Regions from separate parts of the Mus musculus genome. Here region 1 is linked to region 2. Evidence: chromatin contacts called from ENCODE POLR2A ChIA-PET data. All regions are on one chromosome and are shown on one strand. Each heading gives the region's core, a stretch centred on a gene start or an enhancer-like site at or near the end of the contact. The rest is flanking DNA. Distances are from core to core; before and after follow the strand shown.

Region 1 (7,109 bases), core at 2,866-5,365, 63 kb before region 2:
ATTTTTAGTTTTCATCCGTGTAAAAGTATGCACACATGCATGCAAGAGAGAAGATGTAAGATGCACTGAAGCTGGCGATTCCAGGTAACTGTGGGCTGTAAGATGTTAGTGCTGGTAGCCAACTCTGGTTCTCTGTGCCAAGAGCAGTAGCCATAGCTCCAGGGCCCCTCCTAAAATTGTTTTCTATGGGTTATTATTTTATAATCTGTAATTTCATAGATTGCTCGAAATTATTCCTAGGCATCATGTTTGAACTAATTCTTGATTAAAAACTTCAACTCGGCTGGAGAGATGGCTCAGCCGTTAAGAGCACTGACTGCTCTTCCAAAGGTCCTGAGTTCAAATCCCAGCAACCACATGGTGGCTCACAACCATCCATAATGAGATCTGACACTCTCTTCTGGTGTGTCTGAAGACCGCTACAGTGTACTTACAAATAATAATAAATAAACTTAAAAAAAAAAAAAAAACTTCAACTCACTGAGGCTTGGTGAACACCTTTAAGCCTGGCACACATGAGGCAGGTGTTTCTGTGAGTTCCTGGCCATCTAGAGCTAGTGAGACCATGTCTCAAAAATAAGAACAATTTAACTTTTCTAGATTTTTTTCTTTTTAAAGACAAGAGTTTCCAGGCTGGAGAGATGGCTCAGCAGTTAAAAGCACTGGCTGCTTGCTCTTCCAGAGTTCCTGAGTTCAATTCCCAGCAACCATCTGGTGGCTCACAACCATCTGTAATAGGATCCGATGCCCTCTTCTGGTGTCTGAAGACATAAAGACAGTGACATTGTACTCATATAAATGAAATAAATAAATCTTAAAAAAAACAAAACAAAAAACAGGAGTTTCCTATGTAGCTCATGCTGGTTTAAAACTAGAACTCTTCCCAACTCAGCTCCCTGAGCACTGGTGACAAGTGTGTACAACAATACCCACCAAAATTTTAGTTTCTTCTCTACCCTTCTGAGTTTTGTGAGACAGACTGCAACTACATCTAAAATTCTCCTAAGTTTGCTATTTCACTTACCACTTTTGTAAATTATATCTGGGGGAAGGGAAGAGTGAGCCAGCTCATCAGGTAAAGATACCTGATATAAGCTTGACAACCTGAGTCTAGCATCTGGTACCTGCATGGTGAAAGAGACCGCCTAAGGTTGCCCTGGCTTTCACAGGTACACCACAGCACACCCACACCCACATGCTAATGAAATTTTAGAAAATTATATTTTGTTCCTTTTTTTCAAATCTATGTGGCCTTTCCATATAATATATTGTTGGGGAGGGGTTTGTTTGGTTTTTGTTTTAAATCTTCAACCTAAAAACATTTTCCCTAATCCTGTTTGTCGTTTGACTCGTTGACAGCTGCTCCTAGTTCAATATTTACCTTGAACTCACCTTTTGAAAAATTTGAGTCTCTCAGATTCTTTGGACCTAGGTTGTGAGAATTCCTCACAGTGTACTTACAAATAATAATAAATAAACCTTAAAAAAAAAACAAAAAACTTCAACTCACTGAGGCTTGGTGAACACCTTTAAGCCCGGCACATATGAGGCAGGTGTTTCTGTGAGTTCCTGGCCATCGAGAGCTAGTAAGACCATGTCTCAAAAATAAGAACAGTAAGTTTTTCATTTATTTCCAACCAGGAACCCAAAAACATTAATTAGCCCAGACTTTTTAAATTTTTATAATATTTTGTGGTCTCCTAAAGGCTAAATGAGTACTAAAAGTAAAAGGTTCCAGATTACGAACTCTTAAGAGTCTACTCAGTATCTAAGCTTCCTGGTTACTGCACACACTAGGACTTTTCCCTTTGTTCATTCCTTCACTGATAGTCCTTCAAATCTATAATTAATCTGTAAAACCAAGATTTATAAGGATTTCAGTTTTCATTATCTGGCTAACAGGTGAAGGATTCACTTGTCCTTAGATTTGCAAGACCTATACTCTCTATCAGTTAACTGCCAAAATAGCTCTATGCATACCACACTGGCTTCTACATTTTTACCATGGGTCTTTCTGCCACAGCAAACATCTAAATAAGTCAATTAAATTTCTAAGTGTAGTCTGGAATGTTTAAAGGATGTAGCTTATTAATAATACTAGTTACTTACAGGGGGGGATTTATTCTGTTAAGTGTATTAATTTAACACACATTAAACAAGTCACTTATTCAAAAGTCAAGGTATTTCATATACATCACAAAACATATTAAGTTGTATATAACAGTAAGAAAAAAATCCTAACTTAAGCCTTTAAATTTAAATCTTTCATTGAAATTACTCAGTCCTATAAAAATGTCATTGTCTTATATAAATAATTACAATAAAAAACCAACAGTGTGGACCAAATGTAGCAAGCTTGCAATGCCACTCAGGAAGCTGTTAAAAGATGATGAGTTCAAAGCCAGCCTAGGACACACTGGAAGATCCTGTCCCAAACAATCCCTGAGCACTGCTTACACTGAATCTTGGTAATTCCTACATGAAGAGAGCTATTTAATTTTCTAAGTCACGGTTAACCTACATATACCCTTCCTAAGGATGCACTTGTACATCCTTTTCTGGACCTTTACCTGGAAAAAATATGCCAATTTCTCCTCTGGAACTAATAATCCCTTGTTTGAACAAAAAGCAGAATTTAAAAAGAGCTAACTTCACTTCAGCCTAGCTTTTTCCACCATACAGGTACCCTACCCAAAAAGATGAGATTTCTAGCTCCTCAGTATCATTGCTAATCTGAGGGAAGACCATCATTCTCTGTCCCGTCTTTCTCGCTCCTTTTGAATCTTCTCCAATTGCAGATTTGATCATACACATCCCTCCAGGTGGACTGGGAAAACCTTTAGAAAAGGATTGCCAATTAATTAATAAAAGGGCAAATCTTCCAAGCATAGTGGTGCACACCTTTAGTGCCAGCGGTTAGGTGGATCTGTGAGTTTGGGGCCAGCCTGGACTCCATATCGAGTTCCAGTTGAGCCAAGGATACCTCATGAGATCCTTTCTCTCATAAGTAGGTGAAAAACTACCAAAGTCATTATGTCATCTCAGCCATATGGCTTTAGGCAATGTTTTCCTCAGAAGTAAAGAACTCTCGTTCTGGGTCTGTCTTTGCCACCTGTAAGTGTAGCCCAAAGAAAGGACCTTATGTGGTCAACTGGAACTGTTAGAATTCAGAGGACTTTTAAGTTCTGGTTTAACAGGACCCAGACTGCCTGTCCGGAGGGGGGAAAGCCTCACTTCCACACAGCAGTGGCCTCTATAAATACTAATTTGAGGAAGACGCTGTCCTTGGTCTCTAAAGTCTTAAGGGAAATGCCACGAAGACCTAAAAGTGCTCGTCAGTAACTGGCAAGGCTTAATTCTAAGTTCAGGAGATTAACAAGTGGAGGAGGGAGTACAAAGGTGAAGCCCAATAAACAAACACCGCCCCGCAACCCCAATGGTTACAGCAGAGGGAATGACCGTAGCGCGACTTCGGGTAAGGCAAAGTGCTTCGAAAAGGGCTCCCAGAGCGTAAGACTCCCACCTGATGAATGGGTGAGTCAGGAAGGCCCAGCTCCACTTCTCGGATGGGGAAACAGAGGAACGAGGTGGCGAGACGACCGGCCGGAGGCCTCGCTGAGAGATCTGAGTCGGCGCGGAGGACCCGAAGCCCCCAGTCCTCAGGCTGATGCTCAGATCTCGGCTCCCCCCGCCCTTACGATGGCGTAGACGGGCCTCCGCCCCCCCCCCAACTCACACACACCCTCCCCGGGGAGCTGCTCATCTCCCCAGGTTCCAAGGGCAGGATCAAAAGAGCTCCGGGGCGCTCCCGCCGTGATTTGTAGCCAGGGAGCGTTGGGAGCGTGCGTGCCTCCGGTCCAACATGGCGGCGACGCGGCCGCCCCCCTCCCTCCCCCCACCCCAGCCTCCCTCAGGCCGGAGTCTTTCCCTCGCGGCCCTCCGGTGGGCGGGAAGACGGCCAGAACCCACCGGACCCCTTCTCGCCGCTGCCGCTGCTCGCTGACGGAGTCACCTACCCGACATGACTAACAGCCGCGGCGCGGAGCCCCGCCACGGCCCGCGGAGAACAAGGAAAACGAAAAGCCAGGCGGCGCGGCTGCTGGAGCTGCTCTGAGGGCGGCGCGGCGGGCTGAGGCCGACTGCGGGCCCTCGGCAGCCAATCAGCGCGCGGCAGGCGATACCACTGCGCCGAAGCCGGAGGGGTGATTCCACGCCACTCCGTTCCGCCGAGCCTTAGAGTCCTCCCGGATCTCCCCTCCGCGACCGTACCATTATTGAGAGGGAATTGAGAGAGGAAAGTACCAATGCCCTCCTGGGGCTAGGGGAGGAAAGCGAGCCAGCTCGCTCCGCCCCATTCACAACCCCAGTTCTAGTTTTACCGGGTCTGGTAGACTTTGAAGCTATGAAGCGAAAGACGAGGCTCCCCTTTTATAAATAAGAACTTAATGCCTGGGAAAGTCGATTCTTCCTTTAAAATCGGGAATGGTGTGGTCGGCCTCGCTCGGGCTCTTGCTGCAGAACTTGAACCACTTGGGGGCGTCCCGAGTCTGGGCAGCGAGCGGAACGAAAGTCGTGACAAGCTCCATACCTGATCGCCTCCGGGGCTGTTATAACCACCTTGTCCAATAAAAAAATCGAAGTGAGACCAGAACAAAAATGTGACTTCAGTCTAAGTCACGCGCATAACTGGCTCCGGGAATAAGGAGACACGGGAATGGATCTTTCTTAGTCCTCTGTAACAGCTAACTCTTAAATTGTCAGCGCCTTACATCATCTCATTTAATTCGCACAACAGACTGATGAAATAGTTTCCCCCAGTTGCGGATACAGCCGGATAGCCTGAGGCTAACCAAGGGCAAAGGTGGAATTTTGAAGCCTGGTAACCAGACCCTGTTGCTAAGGGGTTTTACCGGAAAGCCGTAGAGTAAGCTCAGTTGGGAAAAGGGCTTGGAAAACTCGAGAATCTGCAAGGACATTTCCCCGAGTGAGTGACACCTGAACGAAGACCTGGGTGATGAGTTATTCAAGTTGAATTGGGCAAAAGATCTGTCCAGACTTGGTGTAGAACAAGTAATTTGATATGTTTGAAGTGTAGCCTCCAGGGGAGAAAAGTTGAACTTGCCAGAAAAGTAGGAGGGTATATAGCTGAGGCCTCTTAGTTTGAACTTTGTCCTGAAGGTGGTGGATCCACCCACTAGAGAACTTCAAAAGGTGGAGATTAGATATGTATTTTCCAGCTGTAGAATGAAGAATAGGTTGGAGTTGCGAGGTGCCTAAAAGTGGGAGAGAGAAGCGAGACTAAGAATTTTGCTCAGTGATCCAAGCCTGGCCTAACATGCTTGAGTCCCTGGGCTCAATTCCCAGCACTGATAATTTTTAAAACCAATTGAGGTAGCATGGCCCAGTACTAGAAAGTGGAATCAGGAGGACCTCTGAATTTGAGGCCAAACTGGTATACATAGTGAGTTCCAGGACACACAGGACTGCAGAGGGCCTTTTTTATTTTTGTCTTAAAACAAAATATTTTAAGCAGGAAGATCACTTGAGTGGCTTAATAATAATGCTAGTGAGAGAGATCGCAGTGCACTGGACTCATAAAGTAACTGCAGAGGGAAGTGCAGAAGTCACAGACACTTAGGAGGCCATGAAAGCCTATGCAAGAAATGGCCAGATAGAGGTGTCCTGCACTGTGACAGGGACCAAGCGGAAAAGACTAGAATGGAGCAAAGAAAGGGTAAGTTCAGAATTGATACCTTCAGGTCAGAAAAGAGCATGAGGTCCTTTCTCCTCATTGTATCTGTATAGACAGAGGATTTTAGGAACCTTTAGACAGGACCAAAAGGCAAGGCTAAAGAAATAAAGAAATAAAAGTTCTTTCATGACTATGAGCCATGGTACTTTAGCATCTGTATCGAGGAGAGGAACCCAGAGAAGAGCTTATGCAATTGTAGAGAACCAGGCTACAGGAGAAAGAAAGATCTTCTGGGTTCTAATTTTGTTTTTGTTTTTAAGAAAGATATACAGAGTATTGCTCATCTTTGACAGTGTAAGTTTATATCATTATCCAGTTTCCATTTCCTAAGATCTACTCTGTGTGTAGAACCTGGGAAACCCTAGAGATAGAGAAAGAAACCCAGCCTGCTGGTCTCAGAAACTGCAGTCACATAATATAATAGGCAGGGTGCAGGCCTGTGGTCCCTACCAGACTTGAATGTTCCAGGGGTGGAAAGTGTTCTAAAAATAGGACACTTCATCCATAGGAAGGTAGCCTTATGAAGGAAAGCCTCCTGCATGAGGTGCTGCCTAAACTGAGCTATAAAGAAAGATCAGGAACTAGCCAATAGGTTCTCCAAGGCTAGCAGCTGTGATAGAGCACTTTGGGTAATATAAGTGCCCCTGATTGGGTTGTCAATGGGGTTCAGGGATGATGGAAGATAGAAATGGGGGGACCGAGGTGGACATTTGGACATGGAGATGCATGTGCATAATCCAAGCCAGATGGAGGCTGAGGCAGGAGGATCCTAAGTTTGAGGCCATCTTGGATGACAAAAACCCTAGAGAGAAGCGTGGTGGGGGACAGGCTACTTCCTGAAAGGTCCCGTATGCTTTATGGAGGATTTTGAATACTATTTTTTTTAAATGGGAACTTCAGGGCCAGCGAAATGTCACATCAGGTAGTCAGTTACTGTCATACTGAAAACCTAAGTTCTATCCTTGGGTCCTGCACTATAGGAGAGAATTGACTCTTGCACATTGTCCCCTGACCTCCACATGCATAAATAAACGAACAAATAAGAAAAGTGGAAGCTTCTGAGGAAGTTAATTTAGGAATGACAATTAGTTTTCTATATCCATCATCTCTCATTTTCTGGGCAGGCTTGTGAAATAAGAGTCTATATTTTGTAGATGATAACCCCAAAACCCAGAGAGGTGAGCACTTTTATCAAGGACACACGGCCAAGTGGGGATAGACGCAGTGCTCCTCCCAGCCTTTGAACCGTGGTCAGTGACCTATGCACAGTGTCCGGGACCTCCAAACCTGAAACTCCTCCCATGTCTATACTGTTCCTGGTCATTCTCCACCAAAGGTAGAGTTGCAGATCAAGCTC
Region 2 (7,196 bases), core at 2,234-4,733:
TCAGCTCCATCTCCTCCAAAGGCAACATTCATTACATTGTATAATAACTGCCTGCTACATTAGTCTTTTCTTGCCAGACTATGAGTTCCTTGAAAGCAAATTTCCATATCTGATTTTGCTGACCATTCTGTCCTGATGCCCAGTGCAGGGGCCGGCACACATTAAACACTTATCAGATGTCTTCTGAATTCACTAGCACACAATGGGTACCTTCTTATGATGGCTTTAAGGAGGGAGGCCCAGGGTGTAGCACAGAGCTCCTGACGGTGTGGCCAGAGCTGGGGATGTAGAGTGTTGCCTCCCCTTCCCTGTTGCCTGTTGTCCAAGGGAGCTTACCTGCAGTGTGTTGACAGGGAAGGCGCTGATGGGTGGGAAGTCCAGGATCTGCAGGTCGTGCACATGGCCATTCATGACCACAGCAGGCAGGTAGAGGCGGCGGGTGGTGGTGGGCACACAGACCTCGCTGAACTCGTTGTATAAGAATTGGCGCACGATGGCACTCTTGCCCACACCTCGAGCCCCCAGCACGGCCACCCGGTAGGTGGAGACCATGCCTCCCGCCCCACTCCGCCACCGCGTCCTTGCCTGGGGCTCCTCCGGGCTGCATATTCCAGGGGCTGGGGGCTCAGCCACCGTCAGGAACAACCATTGCTCCCTCTGCTTGCCTCTGGCCCTCTGTGGCCACCACCTAGACTGGGGGGACAAGAGGTGGAGGGGGATGGCTCAGTGCTCTGGCTTATTCCTGGATCTCTGCTGAACTTTCCCACCACTACATCATTGCTGAAGCTACCATTGCCACTTGGAAAGCATTCTTTTTCTAGACCCTCTATCTCCATCTATCCCCAAGTTCTTTCTTATCCACTCTTTTTGTTTGAAACCCTTGATTCTTCACAGGCTCCAATTTCCCTCCACCAAAGCATACTTCAGTGCACAGCAGAGAGAGCACTAACTAGACTTGGATTTAAACTTCAGTCCCAGCCCCAAGCCTGGGACAAACATCAGCCTCTCTCCATCTCATCCTGAAGAACAAATGCATTTTAATGGATGCCCTCTTGGCATCCTCAGGGGAGGAAACTCTTTTCTGTACAGAACTGCTCTCATCATATTCTGGACATCTTAATTTTAAGACTCTCAGGAGGTAAGTGCCCACAGCAGCCTCCAGTTACCAAGATGACCTAAAATGCCCCCAGTATTTCCCAAAGTCCCACTGAACTAGATGACTGCATTGACTCTAGAGAGTAATACATTAGAGCACTGGCTGCTAGCCTGCCCACACAGTTATCCTCGGTCAATACAATGCCCCTAAGGGAGAAGTATTCCTATTTGCACTTCAGAGAAGTTCTGTGCGCTCCAAACCACATAGCTTGGAACCTCAGCTACTTTCTGCGGTGCTTTGCGTGTTTAAGCTTAGTAATTCTAAACAGTGACAAGCTAAAAGCCGGGTCTGAGTCTATGACGTCCCTTGGCGCTCAGAGGGCCTGGCAGCACACAGCTGCTGCCCAGGAAGGGGCTGGACGCTGGCGATGAATTCATTACCTTTTCGCTGGCTCAGTTCCTGTGACTTTTAGAGCTTGAACACAAACCCTAGCTTTGATGAATTTTAGCTGTAGGTTTGTGAGTAAAACGTCTGCTTTGGACTCATGCTCTGCACGTGTGTAGAGCAAAGCCAATAGCCCCCAAGACAGCCTCAGTAAACCTCTTCGCTGGAAGGAGAAAACCTGGGCTGAATGATGAACCCCCCCATAGTAAGTGGGTGCAGAGAGGTGGTTTCCTGGGCTCTGATGGTTTCCATCATATCATGTTTTCATGTGTGTGTTTTTATATATGCATGGATCATAGGTGAATGCCTCCCCCCAGGCTGTCCTGGTTCACAACACTCAACCTACGATTATGTATGTATATGTGCACAATGGTAAATAAAGGGCAGGGTTTGGAGCAAGAACCATCAAGGTTAGACTCCCAGCTCTGCCATTTATTTAAATAATTTAAAGGATGACCTTGGCCAAGAAACTTCATAGGTATTGTGAGGTTGTCCACGGAAAGCCCAGTGCCTGGCACAGAGAAGGTATTGCAATGAACCGTGGCTACTTGTCCTCTAAGGTTTTCCCAGACGCTCAGTTGAACCTCCTGGCAATCTAGGAATGGGTCACTATCTACAGTTGCATGGGCTCATAAACTTGCAGTGTGTGTACCTGGGCATCCATATGTCCATATGCATGTATATGATGCCTTTCATTTTATTGAAGAACAAAAATCCATCACCAATAAATCAAGACCCAGAGACTTAGGGAAGGAAGCCACCTTAGCTAAGACTAGGACTCTAATCTCTCTTGTGCCTGCCTCATGCATGTCCCTTCCCCAACAGGTGCTCCTCTGAGCCTGCTTCCTACGGAGACAAAACTAACGCTACCACCACGCACAACCCTTCAGGTCCCTAGGCCTCTGGGGCATCCCTGGATGCTGCCAGCTTAGCAAAGAGGCTCAGCTGGGTTAATTACATAACAGCACGAGCAGGTGGGGATGGGGGAGTCCTGGGCCTTCGAGAGGGCAAAGAGCAAGAAAGAAGAACACGGACTCACTCTGGGTGTGGCAGAGGTTTCAGGATGTATCCTATCTGCAGATTCTCAAGCCCCCAAACCAACTCTTTTTGAGTAGTAGCAGACACGAAAACCAGGTACAGTCTGGGAGTCAAGAAGTGGGTACAAGAACAGCCCCCTATGCACTGGCAAGCCTCTGGAGCTACCAGGCCTAAGTGTGGCCCTGTCCCCAACTCAGAGGGAACAGATGCCCCTTCAGTTCTTCCCAGGCACAAGTCCTGGGTCTAAGCAGTTTACTAAGCCCACATGCCTAGTTATGTGGGGGTGAAAGGTCTGTCCCAGGAAGCAGGGCCCAGGCCCCCTGAGCTTCCCCAGGGCCTGCATTCTGCAGTGAGTCTGCAGACAGCTCCCGGCAAGAGGCAGGGGTCACACACTCGGGCCACAGTCTCTTTTTAGTCCCTTCCCCGGCCTGGACATCTTGGGTCTCTACCTCACACTGGGAAGGTCGGGGGTTCTGAGGATCCTAAAGGCCGGGCCGTACGTCCTCGGGTGGTGAGTCCCTACCACGTCCGCGTGGGGGTGGGGGCGCCGGCGGATGCCGGGCTCCCAGTGACCCGATCGGTGGCAGGTGTGGGGGCTGCAGGAGCCCCGCTGGCTGCCGGCTCCAGCTCCACTCCGGCTTGCCCGCTGCCCCCTCCCCGGGCTGCCCCTCACCCCGCGGTCGCCCCGCTCCTCCTCCTCCTCCCGCTTACCCGGGGCCGTCCCGGCTGCCTGCCCCCTGCCCTGGCCGGCGCGGCCGCGCTCCCCCCGGGCTCCGGCGCTGCCTTGGGCTCCCCCGCCCGGGGGGAGGATGAGGGGCGCCGCCCGCGGCCCGGGCGCGGCGGGCTGGGGCGCGGGGGGCCGCAGCACCGAGGGTCGCTCAGCTGCTCGCCCTGCGGAGCGCGCCGCCCCACTCGCGCCGGCGGAGGGGGAGGCGGGCGCGGGGGGTTCCGCTGGGTCCCCGAGCCCGACGGATTCACTGGGGCGCCGCGGGACCAGCTCCCCAATCCCTAACCTCAACCTTCAATCCTCCCCTACGCCCCCGACCCCCGCGACTCTCCCCTGGGAGAAATTAGCTCGAGCCTGGACGAGTTGGGGGCGGGGACGAGAAAGGCCCCGGAGCCTCTGCCTTCATTGCGACTCCCTTCCCACACAGCCTCGCACCCTGCCCTCGGCAGGGCTCGTCCCCTCCTCCCCACGCTGTCCTTTTGACCCTTACCGATACAGTCAGTCAGTGACTGGCAGATGCCCAGCGTGTGTCCTGCCCTGGTTGCTGGCATCCAGATTCTTGCTCTTCCACCCCTGAAGGACGGAGTAGAGGGTGGTCACTCTCACCCTTCACTGCGGCAGGGAACAGCAGGCCAGGCTAGTGCCAAGCAAAGCTGGTCCCCTGCCAAAGCATGACCTCCACTCCTCTAAGGCTGCGGATCCCTCTCCTTTGAGATCCCAGCATTTGCAGGGCTTGAGGGTGCAGTTCCTCTTGTATTTAATCTAAAATAGTCCTCACCAACATATTTTTATCAGTAGGTAACATTCCAATGTGGTAAGAGCTTTGCCTAAATCCTCAAGTTAAATTCCCAGAACATTCCACGAAGGAGGTTGTTTCCCCCATTTTACAGATGAGATCACTGAGGCTGAGAAAGGATGAGTAACTACTTTTACTTAAATGCAAAATGGAATGCTAAGGCTGTGTCACTAGCAGGGCAGCTTTGCTTCGGAAAAGCTCAGCAGAGGGCTCACATAGTCCAGTGGAGAGGCCACAGACAAATTCCTTTGTGAAGTCAAAAGGGGTCTTAGAGGGCAAATCAGGTGGGCCACTTCAGAGAGGTCAGCTGAGGCTAGGAGCAACTGAGAGTCCAGAGACCTGACAGAATGCTTCAGGCTGGAAGAATGGGGTCAGAAGAGGCTGACAGAGGTTATGACCCTGACTGCTTCTTGTTCCCCTAAAAGGGTCTCAAAGACCCCCGTTTTACTTTTCTTGTTGGTGTGGCAAGTACCTGACAAAAGCGACTTAGTTTTGGCTATTGTGATGACAATAGACACATCTATTGTAGCCAGAAGGCAAAGTGGTGGGAATGTGAGGTCCCTGGCACTGTGCATGCAGCCTGGAAGCAGAGATGCACGTTAGCGTTAAGCTCAAATTTCAATTTCCCCTTTTGCCTTTTTAGTCAGTCCGTGGGATGGTGCTGCCCGAGATGCAGGTGGAAAACCCCCTTCAGTTAAACGTCCCTGGAAACACACTGACATGCCCGAAGATGTGTTTCCAAGATGGCTTCAACTCTGGTGAAGTTGACAAGGATGATTCTCTCTCAGAGACCCAAACCACCAGGAGTGTCCTCACTCCTGTACTGGATGGACAAGGGCCCCTGAAACAGTGCACCACCGCTGGGCATTCGATGCCTTTAGAGTGGTGGGGAGAAACAAGCCTGGTATCCATCCACCAAGGGTTTTCCGCATGGAACTGAATCCTCCAAAGCTATTACCATGGGTTCCATCTATTTCACAGAACCCACTTCACTTCTCCCTTTGGGCTCTGTGTTTTGGGCATTTTTCTAACTCTTGTCTCCACTCTGCTGTGCAGAAAGCATGGTGGTCATATGACTGTGCTTCCCGGCCAGAGAGCCCCATATTTGACTCCAGTCTTGCCCGATACTATGTGACTGAAGCAAGAAACCTGTGCCAGTTGAAATAGATTCTAGTCCTTTCCATCACTGGTGCAGACAGGACTTAAATGAGCCTCGGTGTGTGAAGTCTTCACAATACTTGGCAGGGAGCTCCAGTGTGTGGTCATCTCTCTCAGGATGAACAGCACTGTGGGAAAGCATTTCCATTTATTCTAGGTGGGGCCAAGAGTTGAGATGTGGATTTGAGAAGGACTGGAGCAAATGCTGCAACAAGATTAGGACTGGGAAGGTCAGGGGCCCTCTCTCAGAGGACCGCTTTGGGGCTGGGTGGGAATCAGATATGACTGGACTCGAGAGATTCCAGAGGAGCCACTGACACCCTCTTAGCTTGGTTAAATCATCCAGGACACTCTTTCCTACTGCGTTCAAAAAACTTTCATCCTCATCTTGCCTGAGGATACAGGCTTTCTGTTCTTCCCTCAGGACATAGGTCCATTTCAGCTTGAGGGGGACTAGAAATAAGAAACCTAGCAAGGCTGTCCCCTACAGATGACGAAACCTCATACTAGCCGTCAGTGGTATGTCATTTAAAGCACTGCTATAAAGTAGTACTTTATAAAATGGTACATTTGCCCGAAGTTAACTCATTTTGCTTTGCTGAGAGCTGACTTGGGCCTGTTCATTCTCTGTCACTAGAAATAACCTTGCTGGGAAAGTTCAAAGGGTTTGGTCCTTTGATCTGTCTAGCCTTGAGCCTCTTCTGGCTGTGGTTCAGCTAAGGATACCTAGTGGCTGAGATGCAGGTTCACAAATTCAGGTTCTGGGAGGGCAATTGTGTGTGTCCCTCTGTAACATCTGGAGCCAGGCCATGGAATGAGACAAGGGCCAGGCCCATCCCTGTTCTATCAGAACTGAGGACTCTCACAGGGATATTAGAGGCTGGCTGTGAGTAGGTTGTGAGTGGAAGGACAGCCAGCTGATACTGAGCCTTCACCCTCCCATATGCTATACTGCTATACCTACCAACAGTGGGGGATGGGAGTCACACTTTCTTAATTCAGGTGTTGGGGTTCTGCCTGGAGGATTTGATCCTAGAGATGGCAGTCTTGTTCCCAAACAATGCTCAGGAAACAACAGTTCTCCAGAGCCACTTCTCAACTAAGAATCTAGGTCTCCCTGCCCCCTCCCCAGCCCCCAATTGAGGCTTTCCCTTGTTGGCAGCATCAAGAACAGCAGAGCAAAAGCTAAATGAGAACTGAGAAGGCAAGTTCAAAGCCAACTTGAAACTTTTCAAGAAACATCCTTGTTGCTAATACCATGTCTGGGGGCTGGCTGGGATTCTAGGATTAGTGTTCAGAAGATAGAAATGGGTAACAACGGGGGAGGTGTGATCTTTCCCAAGTGCCATCCCAGCTATTAAAATAAACAGGCTCTTGCTTCTTAAAGCTGAGGGTGGCAGGGAAAAATCTGGGTCCAAGCAAGACCGGAAGTACTAAGGCATGCAGCGGGAGGAAGGCCCAGACTAGAGAGTGCTGAGAAACAACATACCCATTCTAGGGCTAGAAAACAATGTGATCTCAGGTTTAAGTCTGGGGGGGCGTGTGAGGGGTCAGCTGCTCAGAGCATATGGCTATCTCAGGACTTAGCAAAGGTCGATGTGGTGAGTAGGAGGGAGAACCTTTTATGGAGAGAAAGAGGAAACTGACATTGTAGTTAGATGTAGTGCCTCATCTCCCCTGAAAAGCAGGGGCTGCTGAATTCAGATGGGCAGGGGAACAAGATAAGCAAGTGTCGTGGCGCTGAGTGCTTTACCATTCTACTGTAACAATGCACAGCATTACTGTGGATGAGTGCAGATGAACAGGCACAAGCCTCTCCCTGCCAGTGAGGCCTCACTGCTCAATATTAACCTTGGGGGACCCAGGAATGCCATGGGGTGTGTGTGTGTGTCTAGGTCGGAGAGCACCTTTTGGGAGTTGGTTCTCTCCTCCCATTA

What was found. ChIA-PET counts read pairs that join two places held with the same protein, here RNA polymerase II (POLR2A).
Region 1: POLR2A ChIA-PET joins it to region 2 with 13 read pairs in Patski. The contact joins the promoter of Taf15 here to the promoter of Rasl10b in region 2. POLR2A ChIA-PET finds 5 or more read pairs at or near these places in 3 of 5 experiments (Patski and embryonic stem cell).

The regions. Positions count from the first base shown.
Region 1 is chr11:83,470,114-83,477,222 of GRCm38, reverse strand. Taf15 (TATA-box binding protein associated factor 15) reads right to left here and starts at 4,115. Exons shown (of 16, transcript NM_027427.3): 1 at 4,017-4,115. The coding sequence starts at 4,023.
Region 2 is chr11:83,405,975-83,413,170 of GRCm38, reverse strand. Rasl10b (RAS-like, family 10, member B) reads right to left here and starts at 3,483. Exons shown (of 4, transcript NM_001361568.1): 1 at 3,290-3,483; 2 at 337-693. The coding sequence starts at 552.